2 separate regions of the Homo sapiens genome follow, and region 2 is linked to region 1. Evidence: chromatin loops called from intact Hi-C (ENCODE). Cell type or tissue: HCT116. All regions are shown on one strand.

Region 1 (8,000 bases):
GTCTGCTCACGTTGGGACTGGACCCCATCCTATCCTGTGTGTCCCGAGCCTGCTTCTGTCCAGGCACTTTCCACTGCGTTGTGGCTGCATCATCTCCATCCCTCCCTCCGGTCAGGAGCCCCCACGATGGCAAGGATGTGTCCTTCTCCTCTGTGTGTCCCCTGTGTCCTCCTCCAATCCTGGGAGAAGGCTGTGTGTTGGAAGAATGAATGAATGATTTTGAGAGGTGGCCCATGCATGGGTTGGTCTCTCTTTCTGACAAAAGGAAAACTGCAGGCCAGCAGGGCTAAGGGATGGGCCCAGGGCTTTGGGGGAGGCAGGGCAGAGGCTCCTGTTTCTTAACCCCTGTACTTCCCAGCGGGCCACTCGGCCCTGACTGCTCCTTGGGCTTAGAGAACAAAAGCAAAAGACCCCAGAGTCCTCATCCGTCTCATGATTCTCCACCAACCTCCATCCCCAGATATACTTTGTCTTGAAAGCCACTTGGGGCCCCAAAATTGGGGCAGCAGAGAGCCAGCCCCATCTTGGACACTAGCTATGCTTCCCTGAGGGGGCCGGATTTCTGGAAGGCCTTAGTTGGGTTGGAGAGGGAATGGGCTGATGGTGTGAGCTTGTCTATTTCTCTGCTACATTCTGGGACCAATTACACTGATGAATTCTGGTCATCAGAGAGCATATCCAGCAAGGTTTCTGGAAAGGAAGGCAGACAGGCACTGTATTAGTCCATTTTCATGCTGCTGATAAAGACATACCCAAGACTGGGTGATTTATAAGGAAAAAGAGGTTTAATGGAGACTCACAGTTCCACGTGGCTGGGGAGGCCTCATAATTATGGCAGAAGGCAAAAGGCACGTCTTACACGGTGGCAGACGAGACAGAAAATGAGAGCCAAGCTAAAGAGGAAGCCCCTTATAAAACCATCAGATTTCGGGAGACTTATTCTCCACCACAAGAACAGTATGGGGGAAACTGCCCCCATGATTCAATTATCTCCCACAACATGTGAAAATTATGGGAGCTACAATTCAAAATGAGATTTGGGTGGGGACAGAGCCAAACCATGTCAGGCACTGAGGAGGCAGCAGCTGGCCAGACTGGCAGCCTGGAATGGTGATAGCAGTGGAAACAGGTGCAAGGAGGCCACAGTGAGGGAGAGGCTTTCCCTCCCAGGGAACATGGGTGCCTGCCAGCAGGCCGCCTGGCATGATGGGGGCGGGTGAGCAGCTGGCATGGTAGGTAGCCGGTGCACTTGGGGCCACTGTGTGCATGGCCATATTAGGTGCTTTACCAGCAACATCTCATTTTCCTCTCAAGTAACCCTTTTGAGACAGGGCCAACATCATTCCATTGCACAGAGGAGGCCTCAGCTCAGGGATGAGAAGCAGAGCACCCAGTCTGCCATGGAAGCTGGGGACCTTGGGAAGACTGTTAAATGGGCCCCTGGGCCTCCCACTGCACCACACTGTCCCTTGACAGCCACAGTCACAAGTCTAAGCCACATTGACAACAGTGGAGGGGGCTGCTCTGGACTGAATTGTGTCCCCCCGAAACTTGTATGTTGAAGCCCTAACACCCAATGTGGCTGTATCTGGAGATAGAGTCTTTAAGAGGTAATTAAGGTTAAGTGAGGTCATAAGGGAGGGCTGTAATCTTGTAGGATTTTGGCCTTGTACGAAGAGGAACAGAGGGAGATCTCTGTCCCCTCCATGGGCACACATGGAGGAAAGGCCATATGAGGACATAGAGAGAAGGCAGTCTCTACAGGGAGGAAGAGGGCCCGCGCCGGAACCTGACCAACCATGCTGGCACCCTGATCTCAGACTTCCGAGCCTGTGGAACTAGAAGAAAATTAATTACTTTTGTTTAAGCCACCCAGTCTATGGTATTTTGTTAGGGCAGCCTGAGCTGACTAAGACCAGAGAGGAGGCAGAGAGGTCCCCTTCAACCAGTGGACTCCTTGTAGAGTCTCATGAAGGAGTAGGGTTGCCAGATAAAATACAGGATGCCCAGTTCAATTTGAATTTCAGATAAATATTAAATAATATTTTTAATATAAATATGTTCCAAATATTGCATGGGATATACTGGTACTAAATGATTATTTGTTGATTATATGAAGTTCAAATATATCTGGGTGTCCTGTATTTTTATTTGGTAAATCTAGCAACCCGAAGGAGCAGGCCTGTGCTCCTGTGCTTTATCCCTATTTGATTAAGCTGAGCAGCTCCCCCAAGGGTTCTGAGCTGGTGTAGGGCCTGGCTGGCAGTGGGACACAGGCACCCTGGTTCCAAGCCCTGGCCCTTTCCACACAGCTGCCACCTCTGAGAGCTAATTGCTGAACAAAGTTGCAACCTAACATCTGGGGCATGTGTCAAGCCACAACAGAGCCTGTCTTCCCTTTCATCAGGCAGGGCCGGGGGAGCTGCTGGAGCCATCAGAGGGAGGGAAAGCCCTCAACTCAAAGGCCACCTCACCAAGAATTCCAGCTCCCGCCCTCTAGATTCGCTTTTGGCTTTGTTTCTCAGACTCACTTGGCTTTGGGGACTGAGGTTGTACTTGTATGTAGTAAGAATATACTGTTTATTTTTTCCACTGGGGGGAAAATACCACCTCCATTAAACTGTGCATTACGCTTTTCTAAATCTTTTACATCTATCCATTAATTCTCATGGCAACCCTGTGAAATGCCTGTGTGTACTGTTATCCCCATATTGCAGACAGAAAAACTGAAGCACAAAGCACTCCTGACACAGATGGGAGTTGGCTTCTCAGCCTCTTTTCTGGCTCAAGGGTCTTGCCAGGCTACCACGGGGAGGGGAAAAAAATCACATAACATGAAATTGCTCTCAGATCTCAGAACATACATCTTGCCAAGCCGGAATCCAAAAAAACCGAGCCTCCCATTGCCCCAGATTCTGCCTTCTTCCCCTGCCTTTTCCCTGTAGGAAGAAGGATCGTAATGCACGGAAATAAACTTTCCTCCAGAGAGGCAGTCCCCATGAGTATCTTTAGGCCAACTCAACTTCTCCAATTCTTGCCCTTCTACTCCTTCTGTAGGCTTTCTGTTGCTGGGGTTCAGAGTTGATGTTCAAGGGATGTTTCACCCAAAGTTATCAAAAATGATGGGCACTGTGAACATTGGCATTTGGGAAAGATTCTCAGCCACAGGCAGAGAATGGAAAGCAATTTCAGGTGCCTCCTTTACTTCCCAACAGAAGAGCCCACTGGCCAAGACGTCTGGCCCACAACTAAGGCCTCCTGGCCAACAGTTCCAAGGATTGGTGATGAGGTTGCTGTGGAGGGAAAGCCAACCCTGCCACTCTGTGTAGGAGGAGGCCAGGCTGGCTGCAGCATATCTTCCTTCTTGTGTGTGTCTGGCATGTGAGCACAGCACATGGTCCTGTGGTTTTGCGTGGCTTTCCCTGTCCACCACGCATTTCATTTCGTGTGTGTGTGTGTGTGTGTGTGTGCTGGGAGTGGGAGGCCGCTGTGGTTCCATAACCCAGCTTCTCTCTGAGACAGCTCAGACAGGCCTGGGGCTGGGCTTCCTGCCTCGTGGGGAGGTGGGAGGCGAAGCCTGGAGACACTCTTCCTGTGTCAGGGCAGGTGAAGCATGTGTGTGAACAGCACTGAATCAGCTGTCAAGGCAGTCTACTGCGGCCAGCTGGGCCTGTCCTCCAGAGACAGAAAGAACCAGCGGACCTCGACCCTCAAGCCCATTTCAACCATCAGGAGAACTTGGAGGAGGAGCAGTGTTTTGAATCAAGTGTTTCACAATTAAGAGCAGGGTGAAGTGCACAGTGATTACAAGAGCTTCCCGGCTGTGCCCCTCTCCCATTCCCACCGCTGCTGGAGGGACCTGTCCAGGGGCTGCCCCTTCTTAGATGGAGATTGAGAATCCATAAATATTCCCTGATGGCTGCAGAACTGGGTTCAGATTCAGTGTCCAGGCACTGAAGGCCCCCTCAGTCTGGCCCTGTCTTCACCTTCTGGCCACATGGGCCAGATCCCACTCGCTGACACTTCCCAATCACTATGCTTGTGTGAGTCCCACTCGCTCTCACACCCTTAACCCTGACTACCTGGCTCAAGGCCCATGTCTCCCTCCCACCCTGCTGTCATCTTCCTGGCACTTTCTGCCCACACCAGCCACTTTGTACATGTCCCAAGGCTGTCCAAAGGTGTTATCTTTTTGTGATAACCACATCTCACAGGTGGCTAGAGATTTCCAACAGACAAAGCACATCCACAAGACACATCATTTATTTCTCACTGCAACCCTACAAAGTAGGGATTACTGTCCCCACTCTGCAGATGAGCCTCAGAGGAGTTACCGCAGTGACTCTGACTTTAAATTACTGGTTTGTGGAGGCTGAGCTTGCGTTACAGATTTGATGGGCTCCTGACGCAGGCTCTCTCCTCTACCACACCCTGAAATTCATGGCAAAGGCCTGTGGGCACAGGTGGGGTTACCAAGTGCCAGACTAGATGGGAGGGAAATGTGGCCCCCACCTCATGGAAAAGTAAGTCTCCCCAAAGAAATGGTTGTGGAGATTTATCACTAAATTTACAGCATTAGAAAGAGGGGTTTGCATGCCCAGATGTAGCCTTGGGTATTTAGGAACTAGACAGGGTCTTGCAGCAAAGTCACCCTCTCTCCTAGAACGGGTGCTGTTGGCTCCCACAGCCCCCTCTGTCCTGAGAGACCCTATGCCTCTGTGGCAGGAAGGAGAGAGGGTGGAGGGTCTGTCTGCAGTGCCAGTGGAGAAGGTAGCATGAGGCTGCATGAAAAGGAGAATGCATTCTGTCTCTGTGTGAGTCCAAGAGATGCGGAACACGGAGCCGGGCTGCCCCAGCTCCACTGAGGGCGTGGCCCGGAAGGGCAGCCTAAGGTTTAATCGCCAGAGAGGACGCCTTGCTCCAGCGTTTGGCTCCCCACGGCGGTCCCACAGCGCCACCTAGCGGCCCCCCCGCCAGGAGAACACGCGTCCCTCACTACGCGGAGGAGGGCGCTGTCCAGGAATCTGGAGCACCTCTGAACTTGCTAGGTGCTTGCATGCCGCCTCCAGTGCCTGCCGCTTGGCCCACACATGCCTTGTCCACGCTGTCCCTGCTCCTTACCTGCACCCAAGATGACCATCCCCGCCCTTCCTCTCTCAAGTGATTTTGGGGAACAAATGAAAAGGCCGTAATGTAAAATGGTAAAGCGCTCTGCAAAGGTAGTACTGGGTACCACTCACTGAGAATCTTCTCTGCACCCCACGCTGCTAGACATGTCATGAGGATTATCACTAAGCCCCGTGGCAACACTGAAAGGTGGGGATTATCAAGCCCATTTTACAAAAGAGAAATTGAATTTCAGAGAAGTGGAGTAACACATACAAATTCACCCTACTAGTACAAGACAGAGCCGGGATTCACATTAATTTCAAAGCCTGTGGGTCTCTGGCTCCCCTGGGAAGAACCATTGCTATTATCATCACTGTATTCTTAGAGCTGCTGCTGCTGCTGCTGCAGTGGAAGAACACAGCCCCTTCCAACACACAGATATGGGTTCAAGCCACTTGCCACTCAGCAGCTGTTAGGGCTTGGACAGGCCACATACCACCCCACAGCCTCACCTCACACCTCCTTCCCAGAAGTGTCCTGCCCTCTTGCCACACCTCAATTATGTCTTCCTCTAGGGAGGTCTCCCCCACTGAGCACCCAGCTCTCAGGGTGAGGGGGCTTGTTGTCCCCAGATCTGCAGCCCTGCTAGGAGCCCCAAACTATCTGATGCCAGGCTCTCATGCTGTCCCCATCATTACCCACTCCTGTGTCAATATCACCTCCCCTCAGCTGGGCTGGGGCCTCCTCACAGTACACAGGCCCAACATGCGGCAGCACTCTACAGGAACTCTGCAGGGCGGTCTAGAAACATGCCCACACGCTCTTTCACACTTGTCCCTTCAAAAAGTGGAGTCTAATTCATCTCTCCTTGAATACTGGCCAGCTTTAGCAACTAGCTTCTACTGAATAAAGTGAGATGGGAGTGATGCTGTGTGATTTCCAAGACGAGGTTAGAACAGGTGATATGGCTTTGGACTGGCTCTCTATCTCCTGAGATGCCGACTTTTGGAATCCAGCCACCAGGATATGAAGAAGTGCAGGCCACACAGAGAAGCCACGTGTAGGTATTCTGCCTGACAGCCCCCACTGAGATCTCAGCTGACAGCCAACATCAACTGGCACACATGTGACAAATAAGCCTTTGGATGATCACAGGCACAGCCTTTGAGCTACTCCAGCTGGTACAAGAGAGGGCAGAGATGAGCTGTCCCCACCAAGCCCTACCCAAATTTCAGATTCACGAGCAAAATAAATGCTGCCAAGTTTTGGAGAGTTGGTTACAGTGCAGTGGACAACCAGAACATTCTGCTAACTTGCACAATTGTGAGCAGCCACTAAGTACTGAGCACACACAAGGATGAACTGTGGGCTCTGTCCGCCCCCCAGATCATCATCGTTGCTGTTCTCCAGTCCTTAGAAGGGCTGGTTCTTCTCATCTTTGCCTGGAGGCCTGGGCCCTGCTCTGCTAATTCTACTCATCATTATTTATTTATTCATTTATTCGATGGGGTATTTTTTTTTTTTTGAGACGGAGTCTTGCTGTGTCACCCAGGCTGGAGTGCAGTGGCACGATCTTGGCTCACTGCAACCTCCGCCTCCCAGGTTCAAGTGATCCTCCTGCTTCAGCCTCCCGAGTAGGTGGGATTACAGGTGCGTGCCACCATGCCCGGCTAATTTTTGTATTTTTAGTAGAAATGGGGTTTCACCATGTTGGCCAGGCTGGTCTCACGCTCCTGACCTCAGGTGATCTGTCTGCCTTGGCCTCCCAAAGTGCTGGACTGACAGGCATGAGCCACCGCACCTGACCCATTTATTCAATGGCTATTTCTTGAGCTTCTACTATGTGTCAAACACACTGATGTCTACTGAAGATATAGTGCTAAAGGCTCTGCCCTTATGGAGCCTTTAGCCAGGAAGGTAAAATAGATAATAACCAAGTAAACTAACAATTATTTAATTAAACTCTTCATAAGCACTATCAATGCAGGGCTAGGATACTATGACAGCATGTAACAGGGGAACCTGCTTAGTCTTGCTGCTCACGTCTCTGCAGCCCGCCTCATCCTTTAGCTCACTCCAACCACTCATTAGGAAATCCTCTGCCATGGAGACCCTCCATCCTAGACATTCAGTGGCAGTTCCAATTTCCTGGAATGTCATGCTTTTTATAATTGCTTCATGATTTGTATTAGTTTGTGAGTCCTCATCAACTATAGTTTTTAAACCAGAAGAAAAATATCCTTTGAAAATTCTAGGTCTAGAAAATGCATGGCCTGCAATCTTAAATTACTCCTTAATGGTATCATTGAGGTGTTTTTGTCCCGCCAACTTCATTGAGGAGGACTTCCACTTCCAACCAAGATAGAGGAACAGGGACCAGACTTACCTGAAATAAGGAAACGAAACAGGCAAAATATATAAAACTTGTTTTTAAGATACTGGACAGTGGCTTGAAATGAAGGTCAGTGATTCCTGAAAGAGAGGATACAAACAAGAGGATCCCTACTATTTTCACAACTTACTGCCTTGAGGGACTTTCCAGGCGATGGCACAGAGAGGGGAATCCAGGCAGAGCCTAGAAAACTCCCTGCATTCAGGAGATAACACTGAGTGCTCAGGGAGACCAAGGTGGCTAGGGTTTGCTAATCAGAGTACCAAAGAGACAGAGCGCTACACAGACAGGGAACTCAGGATCTGCAAAGGGTCCTCATCAATTACTCAGCAGAGTACTGATCAGAGCATGTGTATGAAGAAACTGCCTGAAAGCTGTGGGTCAGGGAAGGCATCCAGGAGGATTAGGAACAGTGGACAGAACACACACATAGAGTGCTGAAAATAGTGCCTGGTTCCACCAACAAGAATGGAACAACTCCTAAATTATGGGGCATTGG
Region 2 (8,000 bases), 390 kb before region 1:
GCTTAGAGGGTGGAGGGGGACCAGATGCCTTAGGAGGGGTTAGAAAGCCAACGCACACAGGGAATTTGTTTTCAAGCAACAGATTCCAAGCATGTGGAAACCTTTTAAATGATGCTGGTGAGAGCTATGATAGTTTTCGCATTCTTGGCGAGGGAAGTCGGAGGCTAGTAGCGGGATGGCTCCTGGGCGCGCGGGAGACAGAGGGACCAGCGATCCTTGCTGGGGGCAGAGGGACTGTGGACCAAGGATCCAGACACACTTAATTGGGGATTCCAGTCCCGACTGTGGCCACTCAACTGGCGTTGAACTTGAGCAACTCACTATACCGCTCTAGCCTCCGACTAATCACTTCTGTAAAATGGGCATTGTGGGCTCCGAGTCTCGTAAGGGCGCTAGGGATTCGAGACAGCAGGAATTTCCTCACTGCTCCAGCAACCCTGGGTTCCTGGGTTTGTAGGTGGGCTGAAAGGATCCTTTCATCGCACGTTTGCCTGGCGTGGCTGCTTTAGAGACCGAGGCCCGCCAGGCTTTGCAACCCAGTTGCGCGTGGTCAGCCATGGCCTTGGAACCGCCGGGATCGCCTCAGCGGCACTCCGGCCAGCTCCCGACTTCCCGCCCTGGGCACTAGGGTCACCCAGCTCCAGAAGATAGTGCTTATCAGCACAGGAATTGAGACCCCACACCCGGCGCAGTGGGTCTCCCAGGAAGCCTGGCGAAGAGCCAAGGCCCGCCGGACCTGAGGTCGCCTGGGGCGCTAAACAGACCCATCTATGAGCACATTCGGCCAACACACCCAAGTTCAACAGTGGGCGGGATCTTTGGCTGGCCTCGATCTCTCTCACAGTGTGTGCAAACGGGTACCCATTAGATTCTTTTTGCTTGTTTCCTCATCTGTAAACTTTGAAAGGAGAGTATTTCCCGGGGTGATTCTGAAAATCATGCCAGAACTGAAAAGGCCTGTGTAAATGCGAGGTGTAATGATGACTTATTAGAAGCAGCCAGCCCTGTACGTGCCTGTAGGATAGATGCTAGAACGTTCTACAAATGTGTGCACATACACATCACGTATGTGTGAAGGTGCACACCTGTCCCTAGACACTTGACAAATGCACACACGTATGCGTGTACCTCTGGCTGAGAGCAAAGGGGCTAATACAGGGCTCATACAGGACATCATCCTGCAGTCTTGTGCGTGCACAGTACACACGCGAGCACGACTGTCTGTGCCTGGAGACACCGTATGGCACCGGAGGAGCTGCTCAGCCGTCGGTGCCACCTGGGAAGTAGGGTTTCGGGTGCTGCTCTGGAGCGCGGGAAAGTCCGGATCCGGGTCTGCTGGTCAGCGCTTCGGCGCCGCCGGGCTCCTTTATCTCTCATCCGCCGGCCGGTGAGCGGCTCCAGTTTCAAGACCCCCGATCCTGCCGGTGAGGGGAGGGAGCGAGAAGGAGTGCGCTCCGGGCCCAAGAGGCTGCAGGGCCCCACTCCCCAGGTCTGTCGTCCTTCCTTTATCTCCTCAGGTCACACCCCCACTTAAAATAAAGAAGGGTGCCTGACTCATTCAGGTCAGGGAAGTCGGCCCCCGGGAGCCTCCTGCCCTCACAAGCCATGGTGAAGGGAGGCGAAGCCAGGGTTTGCCACGGCCTGGGAGAAAATGCGGCTGCAGGGTCTCTTTGGGCTGCAGCGCTGGCCCGGGGCCCCAAGACTGTTAAGGTGTGTGTGGGAGGCGCGCAGTGTGGCTACCGAAGAGCCCTCCATCACCGCACCGGCAGGCCGCCGGGCTCGTCCTCCTCTCATGCTTCCAAGGGTTCTGAGCTGCGCAGCACTCGCATCACCCAGAAGTGTCTGTGGAGAAAACGACCTCAGGTGTAAGCCCAAGGCTGCTGCCTGCAAAGGCAATGCCGTGGAGACTGGGTTCCACAGCGACCTGGGTTTTTAAGTCACCGAAAGCTACAGGGCAGGGTCACAAACACTCTCCCGCCTTCTCTGCAGAACCGTGCGGCTGACAGGAGAGCGTTGCGCAGAAAATTCGAGGCCGGGCGCTGGAGGAGTCTCCGCGGCCCGGAGAAGGCACAGAGGCGCCCCTGAGAGGCGCAGCTGGAACAGGCGATGCACGGGTTCGGATCTGGCCGGCCAACCGAGCCCAGCGGTCGCGAAAACCAGAGTCGCCACAGAGGTTGAGCACGATTCCATTTCTGGGGATCGGGTCCGGTGGGGAGCCACTGTCCCTAACGCCTCCAGAGACTTTAAGTAGGACAATATAATGCTGGTAGGAGCAAGGTGCAAGGAATTTAGCGGCAGAAGCCTTTCGGGGGGGTGGGGAAAGGCAGATCCGTGCCTCGTCTGAGCCTGGGGGTGGGGACAGCCCCTGGCCTTGTAGCCCCTGTTCCGGGGATCAGCTGGGCCCACCTAACCCCCCTACATGGGGTTGAAAGGGGCCAATGGGACGGCCCCGCCGCCCCTCCCTCGGGATTCCACAGGGCCCTGACCCGGCCTTTATCTCTGCACGGTCAGCAGTCGCGGGGGCTTCAGGAAGGAGGACAAAGGCCCGGTGTCACCGCGGGCGGGGGCTCGGTTTCCTGGCTCTCTGCTCACACTCACAGCCTTTAGCGGTTGTTGGGGGAAGATTTTTAAAAATATGTGTCGAATTTCCTTTTTTTCTCTTCTAGAAACAAACAAACAAAAAAGGCAAAAGGCGAATTCCCCTTCACTCCTCGTCCATAGAGATTAAAGTTTCCTGGGATCCTGCCCTTTTTTTTTCTTTGACTGCCTAGAAATACTTGTTCTCCCTTGTACATAGAGGAAAATGCGGGGAAAGGTTTTTTAAAACTCGGTTTCATACTATTATTATTACTAAGGACAACCGGGCAGGCTGAGGTCCCAACGTGGATGATCCGAGTTGGCCTCGCGCCGGGGCTCTGCAGCCACTGCCCTGTGCGCTCAGCACCTCTGGGGGCGATCAGGGCCCCTGCGCTTCCGCCCGCCGCCCGGCAGTCGAGAGCACCCTGTGCCCAGACTGGCCGACTCATTCTCCCCCGAATTTTGTTTAGAGCTGGCAAGGGGGACTTAGCTCGCGCCCCAAGACCTGGGCTTGCAGCGCCGCCAACAGGCCCGGGGACACGAGGCGCTCCAGGCCGGGGTCTTCCCGGCTGCTGGCCCCTCTCGCTCCCCACCCGCTGGCGGCGCCTCGGTCGCCCGCAATTGACCCAACCCGCTTCCTGCGTTTGCCCCTCAGGTTTCCCGTTTCTCCACAAAGGCCTAGGGGAGCCTCGCCCACAGGCTGACCCTGCAACCTCTGGCCCGGTGGCTACCTTCTGCTTTTCTGAAAAAGAAAAGGAAAAAAAAAAAAAAAAAGAAAAAATCAACCAGTCGAGGGAGGCGCGTGAGGACTGGAGGCGCCAGCCGGACAGCCTATGAGTAGGTCCCTGGGTCGGTGCCGCTTCGCGGGTCAGCACGGCCTTTCTCAGAGAAAACCTCCTAAACGTGTGAAGACCGCTTTGGGGGAAGCGAGAGGGAGGTTGGAGGAGCCCCGGGCGGGGTCTCAGCGCCCACCAGCTGTGCCTTCAGGGCTTGGGTGTTCGCTGCAACGGCAACCGCGTGAGCCTCACTCCCACGGCCAAGGGGCTAGGGCAGGGTGGATGCAATCGCGTGCGCCTGGCCCCGGAAGGTGCTCGCAGGGGGTGCCTGTGGCCAGCTGGGTTAGGAAGTCAAATCCTAGAAAGTTATTACTAAAGGTTTTTTTTCCCCCTTCCTTTCTTCTTTCCTTTTTTGCTTCCTTCCTTCCTTTTTTTTTTTTAATAGGGGAAGGGAAAAAACATTATTGAACATCTACTATAAACTGGGCACTTAAAAATTAGAAAATTTAATTATTTTAATAATTCTGATACACGCACGTATTTCTGTTTTATAGAGGAGAACACTGAAATTTGAATGGGTATTTTGCCCAAGGTTACATAGCTGTTAAAGAGGACACCAGGCTCCAACCCAGTTCTTCCTGACTAAACAGGCCAGGTCTTTGCCTCATGCTGCACAGGCCACCTCCGCGAAGTGACAAGATCCCAGAACATGCTTTTCACAGCTCAGCACCAAGCCTGTGCGGCAAACAGCCTGTGCAGCAGCAGTTTCTGTGGTACAGAAACAAACAAAAAAGGCAAAAGGCACAGCTCAGACTGTGCTTCCTTCTTCTCCTGGGAGGCTCTCCCTTACTACTCCTGGGAGGCTCTCCCTTACTACGCAGCTCCCTTGAGCATCAGTGGCAGCTAGGCTCAGCTGCTGTCAAGTCTCCTTTAAAAATTTCGGAGGCCATTTGCCTCACAGATACCTGGAAGACCTCTGGTTGGTCTCTTCTCTTCTTAGGACCTGAGATTCCTCAAATGTAATGTAATTTTGGGTTCCTAGACCCAAGACACTCTTTTTATGACAGCTGGGAGTCCTCTCTCCAGAAAGTGGAAAGTTGCTAAGACTGCTCGGTTTTAAGAATCCTTAATTCCTGGTTGTCCCGAAGGCATGGGGCTCTTAGTCCCATCCTTTCCCCATCTTTTCTATGGGTCCCACAGTCTACTCCAAGAAGTAGGGGCTGCCACACAGTGGTGGTAGGCCTGACGGGCAGGGCCCCAGGGTCACCACCAGGTTAGATCTGCAGAATGGGGACACTGCAGGGATGCTGAGCCTGATCAAGATGTTTCCTGGCCTTAGACCCCCACCCAGAAGCCAGGAGTCTGGTCCGGTGATCCTGTCCATGAAGCCTGGCCCAGACCTTCATAAAGGGAAGAGCTCAGTTGAGAGCAAACTATCTTGGGCCAGACTCAGATTCCTGGCCCATATTCTGCTTGTCTGGCTGCATGAAGCCTGGGTCTGGCCCCAATTTCCACCCGCCGCCAGGGGGCTCCTTGCAGCCCCATCTCCAGCCTTGGCTTCCAGGAAACCCTGGCAAAGGCTGGATGCACCTAACCTCGGATGAAAGGTCCAGGGCCTCTTGCTCATCTAAGCCTCAGATCTGGAGCAGTGAACTATTTACTGATGCAAGCTGGAAACAGGACGTCAATACCCTCTGGAGTAGGGTACAGGACCATCTCCAGAACTCCGTAGGTCCCTTTCCCACAGTCCCTTGGTGCATGTACTTCAATGGCGAAGATTTCTCCAGGTCCCTCTTGAGAACAGGACACCTCCCCCTGCTTTCTCCAAACCAACCCACTTACTCTGACTGGGCAATTTTAGTGAGGTGGAGGTGACTCTAAGAATTTCTGTGTAAATGTGAGGAGAGGGCTCATACTGTCAGCAGTGTGTGAGATGTTTACACCCACCACACACATAATCTTCATGCAAGAACGACTCATTACCCAGGACATTCAGAAATTGGCTGGGTATTTGTATTAAACTCTATTTACATTGTATTTACACACTGGCCAATATATATACACACACTCACATGGCCCAGCCATCTAGGCCAGACTGTATATGCTAAGGCATAATTGCTATATAACTCAAATACTTTTGCCCTCAGGAATTGCTTAAATCAGCTTCTATAATAGAAACTCAAAAGTGCGAAGAGGGAGAGAAGAGAAAGGAAATGAGAGATGAAGAAAGCCTGCCATTGAACTAAACTTTCGGCCCTGGGGAAAATGACCAAACTTAAGAGCTTTGGAGAAATCCCGAGGGCTGGAGTTAGACAGATTTTTCCTGTGGGCATCCATGGGGAAGTGGGGTATGATTTGGCTCCCTTCTCTCACCTCCTTCAATCCCTGTGTAGACCCAGGAAACCCTCACTGATTGCTTCATTTTGTCTTCCTTACTTGGTGAGGCTGCTGCTCTCTTCCCAGCCTTGGGTGCCTTTTGCCTTTCAGTTCTCGGGGAGGAGACAGGCTGGTCCTTCATTGCTGGCCCCGGCCAACTTCTCCGTCTCACTGGAGGTGGGCTGCTACCTGCCCACCAGGGCTTGGTCCTGGAAGCTTCCCTCCCTTGCTTTCTCTGCTTGAGACGGCAGTTGGGGGAGTGCTGACAGCCAGCTTCAGAACAGGGAGCCTCTGCCTGATGAAGCAAAGGCTCTGTCCATATTACTTTATTTTTCAGCAAGCCAGGAATACACACCCACAAATGCACACATCACCAATGAGGTATGAATGCCACACACACTGTGGTCCCAGTAAGCACTTCCTAAGTGTTAGCCATATGATTATTACAATGCCAAAAATATATGCCCACTCTGCAGGCGAATGACAGACACACACACCTCCCACCCTGTCACCAATACACAACTGACACTGTACACACACATTTGCAGCAGATACAGACTACACAATTACTTGCCCATGGGCTAAATTTTCACGCTAGACAAAGCACAAACAGACATGCACACAGCAGGCTGCTTTCTGTTCTGCAACTCCCCTTAGCCAGATAGTGGAGCAGCCGGGCACCAAAGGCACCCAGACACCAGGCCTGACCAGCCTCTAGGGCTTCCTGCTCCAGCTGAGCCTCCCTCTCCATCCTGCTCCTGCCGGTTCCTGGTAAGCTCCAGTCCCAGTCTTGAGGTGATGCCCCCTGAGAATCCCCGTGGCTTGGTCTCCTGCCTTGTAGCCTCTCGCAGGATGCCTGTGGGGGGCGGGGGGCATTCTGAGCAGAAGCCACTTGGGCCCAACTATACATAACAGGATACCACCCTGAGGTTCCTACCGCCTGACCACTGGAGGGCTGAAGTGAGAGGCCTGCAGGCTCATTCCCGTGGCGCAAAACCGCTCCTGGCCCACCAGCCGGCCTGGACCTGCCGCCACATTGCTGGCCAGGCCCCGAGATAGACGGGGGGGGGGCAGTGAGGGCTGGGTGCGGGGTCTAGTCTCAGCTGAGCAGCAGCCCGCAAGAACCGGCGGATCTATCCTATCAGAAGTCGGAAGTCATCTATCCCATCAGAAGAGTGAAAGCCGACCACCCCCTAATCCGCCTGGGAGAACCAGACTGCAACCAGGTCAAACGCCTGTGTGCCTGCGCGGAAGCATGGATCTTAATTCGTTATTTGGGGATCTCAGTAAAGGAAGAGAGAGAAAGAAAAAAGACTAAATTTCTGCAGCCGCGAAGTATGTTCAATCCTTACTGAAACCTCCAAATCTCCTACCCATATCTCAAGGTAAATGAATTCTGACTATTAAAAATAATAAAGCAGTCACTTCTCACATTTGTACAGAGGTTAGCAGTTTGCAGCGCATTTCCACAACCAGAATTTTATCTATTAATGTTTGGAACAAACTCTTGGCTGTTATAGTTGACTCAAAATCGAAAAGTTTGAGAACAATAATAAAAACACAGCCAGCCCATACACCTAGTACAACTGTGTATGAGGTAGAATACAAACTTGAATAGGTACAAAAATAAACCAAGTCCTACCTACAGTCGCGCCTTGTGAACGAACCACGGCAGAAAAAGTCTTTCTGCTGACGTTAAACAGCCGCAACGGGCCAGTGATGACACAGAAAACAAACAATCCCAGGAAAACAAAGCAGCAGCGACAGCCACAAACGCCTGCCACCCCGGTTGCTCTCAATCTTTGTTTAACTCATTCTGAAAAAGATAAAATTTTGCTGAAAATCTTCCTCTTTTAACTAGCTGCTGAACTAAGGAGCGACAGAAATAAAGAAGTCCGTGTTAAAAGAAGGAACACAAAATTTATTCGGGAATCGACAAGGCAAAAAACAAAAACAAAACAAAAAAACACAACAAAAGTGCTCTAGTTCTCTCTAGAAAATTTGGTCCCCCAAACAACAAGCTACAGTACAACCAGGTCTATGGTTTTCGGGCCGGGCCGGCTCCGGGCCACAAGACCGCCTAGGTCGGCCGCTGCCGGGTTTCACATTTCTCCTTCCCAAGGTGGGAGAAGCAGGAGGTTTGAAAAACAAAAAGCAGGGAGGACGAGCCGTCCCAGCAGCGTGGGCCAGGCAGGCAGTGATCTCCCTGCCTCCAGGACTTGCATCGAAAGATCCGGGGACATTTGTTTTTGATTTTTTTCTTCAGATAGG

The links. Peaks named below come from ENCODE experiments on the same cell type or tissue, not always from the same donor. Only the 100,000 strongest peaks of a DNase experiment are listed, where the experiment ranks them.
Region 2: a loop joins it to region 1, with 12 times the contacts of the local background. A loop is called at or near these places in 92 of 110 quality-filtered maps.

Annotation. Positions count from the first base shown.
Region 1 is chr3:139,324,558-139,332,557 of GRCh38, forward strand. All of the region lies in intron 1 of LOC124909439, which reads right to left. Among named protein-coding and RNA genes, the nearest start is that of MRPS22, 15 kb to the right of the region's middle. In HCT116, CTCF peaks have their summits at 4,980 (motif pointing left) and 5,188; a DNase peak (open chromatin) is centred at 4,954; H3K4me3 peaks cover 583 bases; H3K27ac peaks cover 3,836 bases.
Region 2 is chr3:138,936,595-138,944,594 of GRCh38, forward strand. It overlaps FOXL2 (forkhead box L2), which reads right to left. Exons shown (of 1, transcript NM_023067.4): 1 at 7,630-8,000. It overlaps LINC01391 (long intergenic non-protein coding RNA 1391), which reads right to left and starts at 7,426. Exons shown (of 3, transcript NR_121649.1): 1 at 7,372-7,426; 2 at 5,790-6,024; 3 at 1-1,842. RefSeq lists an enhancer at 7,929-8,000. In HCT116, a CTCF peak has its summit at 4,867 (motif pointing right); a DNase peak (open chromatin) is centred at 4,907; H3K4me3 peaks cover 409 bases; H3K27ac peaks cover 167 bases.